2 separate regions of the Homo sapiens genome follow, and region 2 is linked to region 1. A link is an interaction called in ENCODE POLR2A ChIA-PET data of the cell type or tissue named here. Cell type or tissue: endothelial cell of umbilical vein. All regions are shown on one strand. Region 1 overlaps WLS (Wnt ligand secretion mediator). Region 2 overlaps GADD45A (growth arrest and DNA damage inducible alpha).

Evidence for each region. ChIA-PET counts read pairs that join two places held together with the same protein. Peaks named below come from ENCODE experiments on the same cell type or tissue, not always from the same donor. Only the 100,000 strongest peaks of a DNase experiment are listed, where the experiment ranks them.
Region 2: POLR2A ChIA-PET joins it to region 1 with 7 read pairs; 2 of 35 experiments call an interaction of 5 or more read pairs at or near these places.

What each region holds. Positions count from the first base shown.
Region 1 is chr1:68,125,306-68,129,305 of GRCh38, forward strand. It overlaps WLS (Wnt ligand secretion mediator), which reads right to left. Exons shown (of 12, transcript NM_024911.7): 12 at 55-1,030. The coding sequence ends at 921. All of the region lies in intron 8 of GNG12-AS1 (GNG12, DIRAS3 and WLS antisense RNA 1), which reads left to right. Among named protein-coding and RNA genes, the nearest start is that of MIR1262, 56 kb to the right of the region's middle. In endothelial cell of umbilical vein, no CTCF peak of the experiment used is centred here; no DNase peak of the experiment used is centred here.
Region 2 is chr1:67,688,052-67,692,051 of GRCh38, forward strand. It overlaps GADD45A (growth arrest and DNA damage inducible alpha), which reads left to right. Exons shown (of 4, transcript NM_001924.4): 4 at 1-283. Among named protein-coding and RNA genes, the nearest start is that of GADD45A, 4.9 kb to the left of the region's middle. RefSeq lists a silencer at 1,575-1,869. In endothelial cell of umbilical vein, no CTCF peak of the experiment used is centred here; a DNase peak (open chromatin) is centred at 1,940; H3K4me3 peaks cover 5 bases.

The DNA of each region.
Region 1 (4,000 bases):
CATCAACTCCCCACCTCTAGGTTCAACCTGGAAAATAATCTGCACGCATGTGTATGAGTTTTAGCAGGAGGGGATATGCATGTACACATATGCATATACATACAGGTTTATTTAAATGATTGGATCTACACTTTTGGAGGCTATTTGAAGTATCTTATCAAAATAAAACGCATTTTAAGCAAGAAGTTAAAAAAGCTTTTCAGACCCGAAGGCCATTTAATACAGTAAATCTTACTTGGGTAGTTTAGCAAACATTTTTTAAAACCCACATCCAACAGATTGGTTAGTATTAGATACACAGATTTGGTTTCAAAGCTGAAATACCCCTGGTGGAATAAATCTTCTCATGAAATTCAGTTATATTATGCCACAAAACAGGGACACTTATCTATTGACAACTTAAATATTAACTCAGTGGGCTACCTGGTGATATAAATAGGAAAAAAACAGTGGTCATGGATTAGGAGTGAGAAGACTATGACACCAGCCTACCTTGGACTGGGACCGCAAAGGATGTTAAAATCTATCCTAGAATTTAAAACAGGAAAAATGTCAAATATTCCACTCCCCATTCGGCCCAAACCATCCCCCAAGGAATACACCCCCACCCCACCCCCACATGAGGTTTACTAACCAGCTGCTACAGATGTTACTATGTCACTAATTAACAATGATCACAGAAAATGTGTCATACCAGAGTTTTTGTTATCATACACAATGCATTAGTGGCTGCAGGAATCTTCCTCCAAAAGCTACCGTCAGAAGGCAAACTGACAAATGTCCATGCCGCTGGTCCAAGAAACCACAGCTAAGAGCCATGAGGCATTCATTTGTACATTGAGCTCTCTCTGGCATGCTCCCCACTCTAGTTAGAGGGGCTGGGGTATGGAGAGACCGTCCCAGCCGGGCGCTGCAGCCTCCTACTCCTGGGCCTCCTTGCGGGTCAACTTGTAGATCTCAGTGGGTCCGTCCACATGGGTGATAGTGGTGGTGAGCTGGAGTTCTTCCCCACTATGGACACCCAGATCGCCTGAAACAGGGTTTTCGGTGTTAGATGCATTCAAGGAGGAAGGAGAAGCAAGCTGGGGTTCATCTCATGGACAACTGCCCTGATGCTAGCCCTCTTTGACATTCTGAGCACACAGAGACACCTAGGGCACACAACATTCAGAACAAGGACTAACTCCAAACCTGTTCACTTGGACTTTGCAGAACTTTTTAAAATACCATTTTTGGCTCCTAGATGACAGTCATTAAGATACGTGAGTCAGCTCACTGCTGATATTATTCATAGTAATCATTAACATTTAATGAGCATTTACTTTGTGCCTGACGCTATTCTAATCACTTTGTAAGTGATCTTCTTTAATCCTCGCAGAAGCCCTCTGAAGTAGGCAGTATGAACGTGCCAGCCTTACAGATGAGGAAGCTGGGAGGTAGGCAAGGTAATTGTCCTGGGTGGAGGAGCAGGCCCACAAGAGAGCTGGCAAAGGAACATCTGATGCCAAGACCAATGTGATGGGCTAAACCAGCATAACACCCCTCCCAACGGATGGGTCAGTCAGGCACCAACACATTTGCTATGAATAATTTACAAAATAGGAGCCAGGTGCAGTGGCTCAGGCCTGCAATCTCAGCTACTCGAGAAGCAGGGGTAGGAGGACTGCTTGTGGCCAGGAGTTTAAGATCAGCCTTGGCAACAGAGCGAGACCCTGACTCTAAAAAAAAAATTTGTTTTAATTACCTGCGTGCAGTAACTCACACTTGTAACCTCAGCTACTCAGGAGGCTGAGGCAGGAGGATCACTGGAGCACAGGAATTCTAGGCTGCAGTGAGCTATGATTGCACCACTCACTCCAGCCTGGGTGACAGAGTAAGACTTTGACTCTAAAAAAATAAAAAAATAAACTACAAAGCATCTATGTCACGTGAAAGCAAATAAGACCTGCTTATATCTATCCATAGATTGGGGAAGGAGCCATGTCTAACACATCTAGGAACAATGAGGGGCTTTATTCTCCAGGAAAAAAGAAGTGCCAGAAACGTGCTGTGCATTTCCTTCTGCCCTCAGGATTGTCCTAAGTGTTCTGAACTCATTATCAGTGGACAGTGTTCTGCTAAAATGGAATAATTTGAACTTTTCTAAATTAGTAGGAGAAAAAAATTTTCTCTAAGTTAAACCTCGAAAACTCTGCTACCTGCCATAAGACAAGTGAATGTATAAACAACAAAGGGAAAATGGAAAACGCAACCACGCTCAGTCTGACTGTGTGTGGGGGTGCACGTGTGCACACATGTTTGTGGAGAGGGGTGCTGGGGAATAGAAAGTTAAACTTGTGTCAGTGATTTTTATATTGTGCACATATCATATGATAAGTTTTCTGGAACTGAAGTTTTTCTAATTTAAAGCATAGAATTAAGTAACTAAATGCTGTTTTCCATTGAAATGCCATACCATAACTTAGAAGCAGCCTTGGCCCTACCCTTAGGACTAGTAATCTTATCACTAATTTAAGAACTGCTAGGCATCAATGAATCTGGTGGCCTTAGAACCCCAGATGTCACTCCCACCCACTGGCCCAGCAGGCTGCTTGGCTGGTTCCCTTCACGTGTGCCACGCAGTATTAGTTTCTCATCGTAGACCCATTTCTCTGTGGCTGCACAGCAAAATCAGTCCTATTATTAAATGCCACCCTGTAAGCTCTCTACCCAGGAGATTCCCTGGCCTCAGAAGCAGACTCATTGGCTGCTGCAGAGGACTGCTGAAGACATTTGGGGCTGTTTTGGCAAGGGTCTAATCCACAGGACTATGGGTAGAGAAGGCATTAAAGGGGCATCAGTCCAGCCTCCAGCACATCCACATTCATCTGCCCTCAAGCCAGAGCATAGATGCCAAGTAAGGCTGGTGAGAGGCTTTAGCTGGGCTACTTTGGGCCAAGCTGAACCACCACTTGTACAGTGAGCAACTACTCCCAGGCCAATAACTTGTATTCTCACTGCTGCAACATCTAGTCCACACCTCAGTCAAGCACAAGCAGTCTAAGCTTCACATTTCTCAGTCAAAGCTATTTCTGGATTTGCATATCTGGGCTAGCCATCAGAACTTCAAAGCCAGTTTCATGATCTGCATGTCTGTGTGAGTCATCAAAATTTCAAAGAGTCCTGACCACCCCAGTGGACCCATTAGCACTCATAACCGTTTACCTAAGGAATCCCTTTCCCTGAGGACTTCTTAGAAATAGATGCTAGAGAGTAATTCTACTCAGGCTTTGAACCAAAGATGTTAATTCTTTAAACTTAAAATATGACTCCAATTAGCAGATCTTAGAATATGCATATGATCCTACAGATCACTTGAAAAAACAGCCAAAATTGCCTTGGCTTCTTTATTTAAATGGATACCTATGTCATAATGCTTAACACGTGCCTGACACAGTTCTAAATACTGTACAAATATTAATGCACTTAATTCTCATAGCAGTCCTCAGAGGCACTATTATCATCACTCCCATTCTGCCGATGAAGAAACTGAGGCACAGAGAGGCTAAGTAACTTGCCCAAGGCCCAAGCTGCTAAATAGTGTGTGGGATTCAAATAAATAGGTGCCAGGATGCAGGCTCTCAACTTTTGGGTTCTGCTGCCTCTTCTTAAATATTCAAGTTTCCAGCAGCCAGTGAGACTGCCAGTGAGGTATGAAGTCCACACACACAGCATTACAGCTAAAAATATCCGCATACAGCCGGGTGCGGTGGCTCACATCTGTAATCCCGGCACTTTGGGAGGCTGACGGCGGCGGATCACTTGAGGTCAGGAGTTTGAACCAGCCTGGTCAACATGGCAAAACCCTGTCTCTACTAAAATTAAAAAAATTAACCGGGTGTGGTGGCGCATGCCTGTAAGTCCCAGCTACTCAGTAGGCTCAGGCAGAAGAATGGTTTGAACCCGGAAGGCGGAGGTTGCATTAAGTCAAGATCGTGCCCTTGCACTCCAGCCTGGGTGA
Region 2 (4,000 bases), 440 kb before region 1:
AATTTAGAATGGTTGAGTTACATTAAAATAAACCAAATATGTTAAAGTTTAAGTGTGCAGCCATAGTTTGGGTATTTTTGGTTTATATGCCCTCAAGTAAAAGAAAAGCCGAAAGGGTTAATCATATTTGAAAACCATATTTTATTGTATTTTGATGAGATATTAAATTCTCAAAGTTTTATTATAAATTCTACTAAGTTATTTTATGACATGAAAAGTTATTTATGCTATAAATTTTTTGAAACACAATACCTACAATAAACTGGTATGAATAATTGCATCATTTCTTATTGTGTGCTCTTGTTTCTTTTAACTTGTACTTTATTAAACACATTTTACTGACGCTTTGCTGTATACCAGGTCTATAATCAGAAAGCAGGTGATTTAAAGGAGTTGGAGTTGTCAGGAAAAAGGGATGGTTAGAGATTCAGCTTGCAAAATTTGAATAATTAAAGATAAATGATATTAGCGCCGTAATAAGATTATACACAAAATGTTGAGGAGGCAGAGAGGACAGAGTGACTAAAGTTACCTACCAGTTTTTACTGAAGAGAGATCATTTTATGTTGGTCTTAGTGAGTTTTATTTCCCTAGTTACAGAGGGCAAAGGGATATTGCTAGCAGCTGCATTAGTTTGTGCAAAGGTGTGGAGGCCTGAAAGACCACAACCAGGTCAGTAAAAACAGAGTGATTGTGTGTGTGCCTCTGGTGTAGAAAGATAAGGGAGCAGCGGGGCTGAAAAGGAAGGTGGGGATTAGGCCCAGGCTGTGAAGGCATTCTGTGTTACCCTTATGCATTTGGGCTTCCTTCTGTAAACTTCAGGCAGATAGCGGAGCCCCTGAAGGAAGTGGCATGATCAGTGTTCTAGGAAAGTAACACCGGGGTCTGTGAAAGATGATTATTGGGATGAGCAGCTGTAGGTGACAAGGCCAGTTAGGAAGTGACTAAGAATCCAAGGTTGTGCATTTTGCAGAACCATTTTTACAGAGCAAACAGGGAAGTGGCCAGGCAAGGTTTTTTGCTGCCCCTAGTCTCTTCCTAAAGCTTTGTGCTTTCCAGCTGAACATTTCTATGGTTCTGAGGGGTCTGCTTAAATTCTATCAGATGGAATAGATGGCAGAGAAGAAAAGCAAAAGAAAAGTCTTCAGTAGAACAATCATTTTTAGTTAGAACAGTCACTTGATAATTAACTCCAACAATCTTGTAGGCATAGACCAAAGAAAGCAAAAATGCTTATGGAGGCAAGGCCTAGCCTTGCTTTTGTCCACAGGAATTTTCTTATCCTATTTCTCAAACCGTCCCCCTTATGGCTCCCCTGCCATCTGTCTTTCATCCTAGTCATGACTACATACAATCAGAAGAAAGGGTAGGGAAAACCCACTAATAGCAACAAAAAGCTCCAAGTTTCTGCATATATTATGAATACATAGCTCCATGAGCCCTTCACCTTGCAAATGACTCTCTTTTCCCACATCTGCTAGAATTGTGGGGTTTTAGGCCTTGTTTAGGCTTCTTGTATCTTTTCACAAGTGACTTTTTCTACATCTGCTAGAAATGTGGGTTTTTAGGCTTATTTAGGCTTCTTGTATCTTTTTAAAATCCAGTGCCCACTCCAAAACATAACTGGTATTTAATATTTGTTTCTTACATTACCAAAAGATTGAGAGCAGTGAGTTTTAAATAGCAAGGTGTTTTGCCTTCCCATTGAAGTAAGGTTTTTTTCAGCCCTTTTTCACAACGATTTGGTAAGAACCCTCTTGCAGAGATGAATGAATTAAAGTGGAGACACACAGTGGATAAAGCTGGTTTGCTTAGTGGAACGAGCACAGTAGCAGCTAGCCTTGATTAGTCCTTCTTCATCCTGTTTTACTCATGTAAAATGGAGATAAGATTACCTATCTTGCAGACTTGTGGCCTCTCCTACAACTCTGCAACCTCCCTCAAGGCAGGTAATGTCTGGTTCATTATTGTAGCCCAGTAGTGGACACAAGTGCCAGCAAGCAGTAGGTGCTGAATTAATATTTATTGAATAAATGAATGATTAGAAATAATGAATACAAACTACCTGGCACATGATAGGTGCTCAATGGAGTGTGGCTGTTTCTAAAACCCAGGTGATAGCAATAGGAAAACTTAAGGCATCAGAGAGATCTGTGTTATGACATGTACATCTATATAACTATGTTTTTCAAAAAGAATTTTTGATCTTTATTCTAAATTCATAATGCTTAGAGATATGTAATAGTACTTATACATTCTTCAGATTGTTTTGAGGAAAATCTCAACAATTACTGTAATGCCATTTGGTTTCTTCAAAAATTTTAAACTCTTGTTTTTCTTTCCTGATTGAGCATAACATAAAGTTAACACAGCATTGAAAAACCCAATCATGAAACAGTTAATTTTAAACAAATATAAAATTACCTGGATGGCTTCTATCTCTAATTGATGCAAATATTCTTTAGTCGTTGCCTTAAAAACCATTAAATGTACTTATTGCAAGCTACGTTACAACAAGAACAGAAATCCCCTCATCTACCTAAGGTGTATTGAATGTTGAAAAGTGGAAAATACCTAATTTTTCCACTGGCAACTTCACCTCAGTGTCATAAATAGCATTGCTTCCTCCTTTCCACACTTAACCTAGGATCTTGGTAAGTTAAACTTTTATAATGAAAGGACCCATGAAAGTAGCTAATCTCCTATAATACATACCTTAGTTCCCAAATAAAGAAAAAAGGGTCATTTTTTAGGAAAGAATTATTTGTATACTGTCAATTGAAATATTTCCAAAGCATGTTTTGAGATGCCTTACTGGAGCCCTTGTGAAATAATTGCTTAATTTTCATTTATATAGGTAGAATTTTATTCTTTGATATGTGGTAAAAGACTGAAATTTGGGAGATAAGTTCTCTTCAAATGAACAAAACTCAGTGGCATGATTTGACACCAAGTAAGTATCCCTCAAAGAAGTGAATACTTTTTTTCTTTTTAACAATACTTTGGTAAACATAAGAACCTCTGTGAAAAGGTCGTATTCATGAAAACCACCAAGAAATATTAAGTGAGTGCTTACTGTGGACAAGGGACTATGCTGGCTATATTGAAGTCTACCAAAAAAAAAAAAAAAAAAAATCAGACACACACTCTGGCCTCAAGGACTTCGTATCACTACATAAATACAAAACAGAAAATTACCAGCAACGTAAGAAAGGCCCAGAGAACTGTTCTGGAAGTTCAAAGGATAGAAATCTCCAGAAGGCATATAGGAATGGAATGGAGAAAAAGGTTGTAAACTCTTTGTTCATAAGCTAGCATCGTATTTTGCAAACAGCACAAAAATGTGATCGATTGATTGAATATTGAATATAATTTTGCTAGGTGCTATGAAGAATACAAAGATGTAGCCTATTAGAGCATTTCTCCTTAAGTTGACAATCTATAAGGAAATCATTAAGCACATTAAAAAAAAGATAAGCTTGTTCATTTCAATCATGCTGCTTATTGAATGCCTATCATTTTCCTGGCACTATGTTAGGTCCCAAGGCCACAAAGGTGAAAAAGCAGCCACCTTTAAGGATATGTACAATTTAGTAGGGATACCTGATACCTGTAATACTAGGTGACAAGTGATAATGAGGTATATTCAAGACCTAAGTGTTCCTGGGGCCAGGGAATGTTTGCCAGGTTCAGTGAGACCTGAAAGATGAAGAGATCTGCCAGGTGAATGTGAAGGGCATTTACTCCAGGAGGAGGAACTATAGCTCAGGAAGGTACACACTGAAGGCATGTTTGGAGCTAGCTTTTGGGTGACAGCAACACTCATACAAGATTTACTACATCCTGAGCACTGATCTAAGCATTTTATCAACAGGAACTCATTAGCACTCTCAACAACCCTGTGGGAGTAGGTACTATTATTAGCCCCATTTTGAAGGTGAAAATACTGACACACAGAGATCTTAAGTTGCCCAGAATCATACTGTAAGTGGCAAGACCA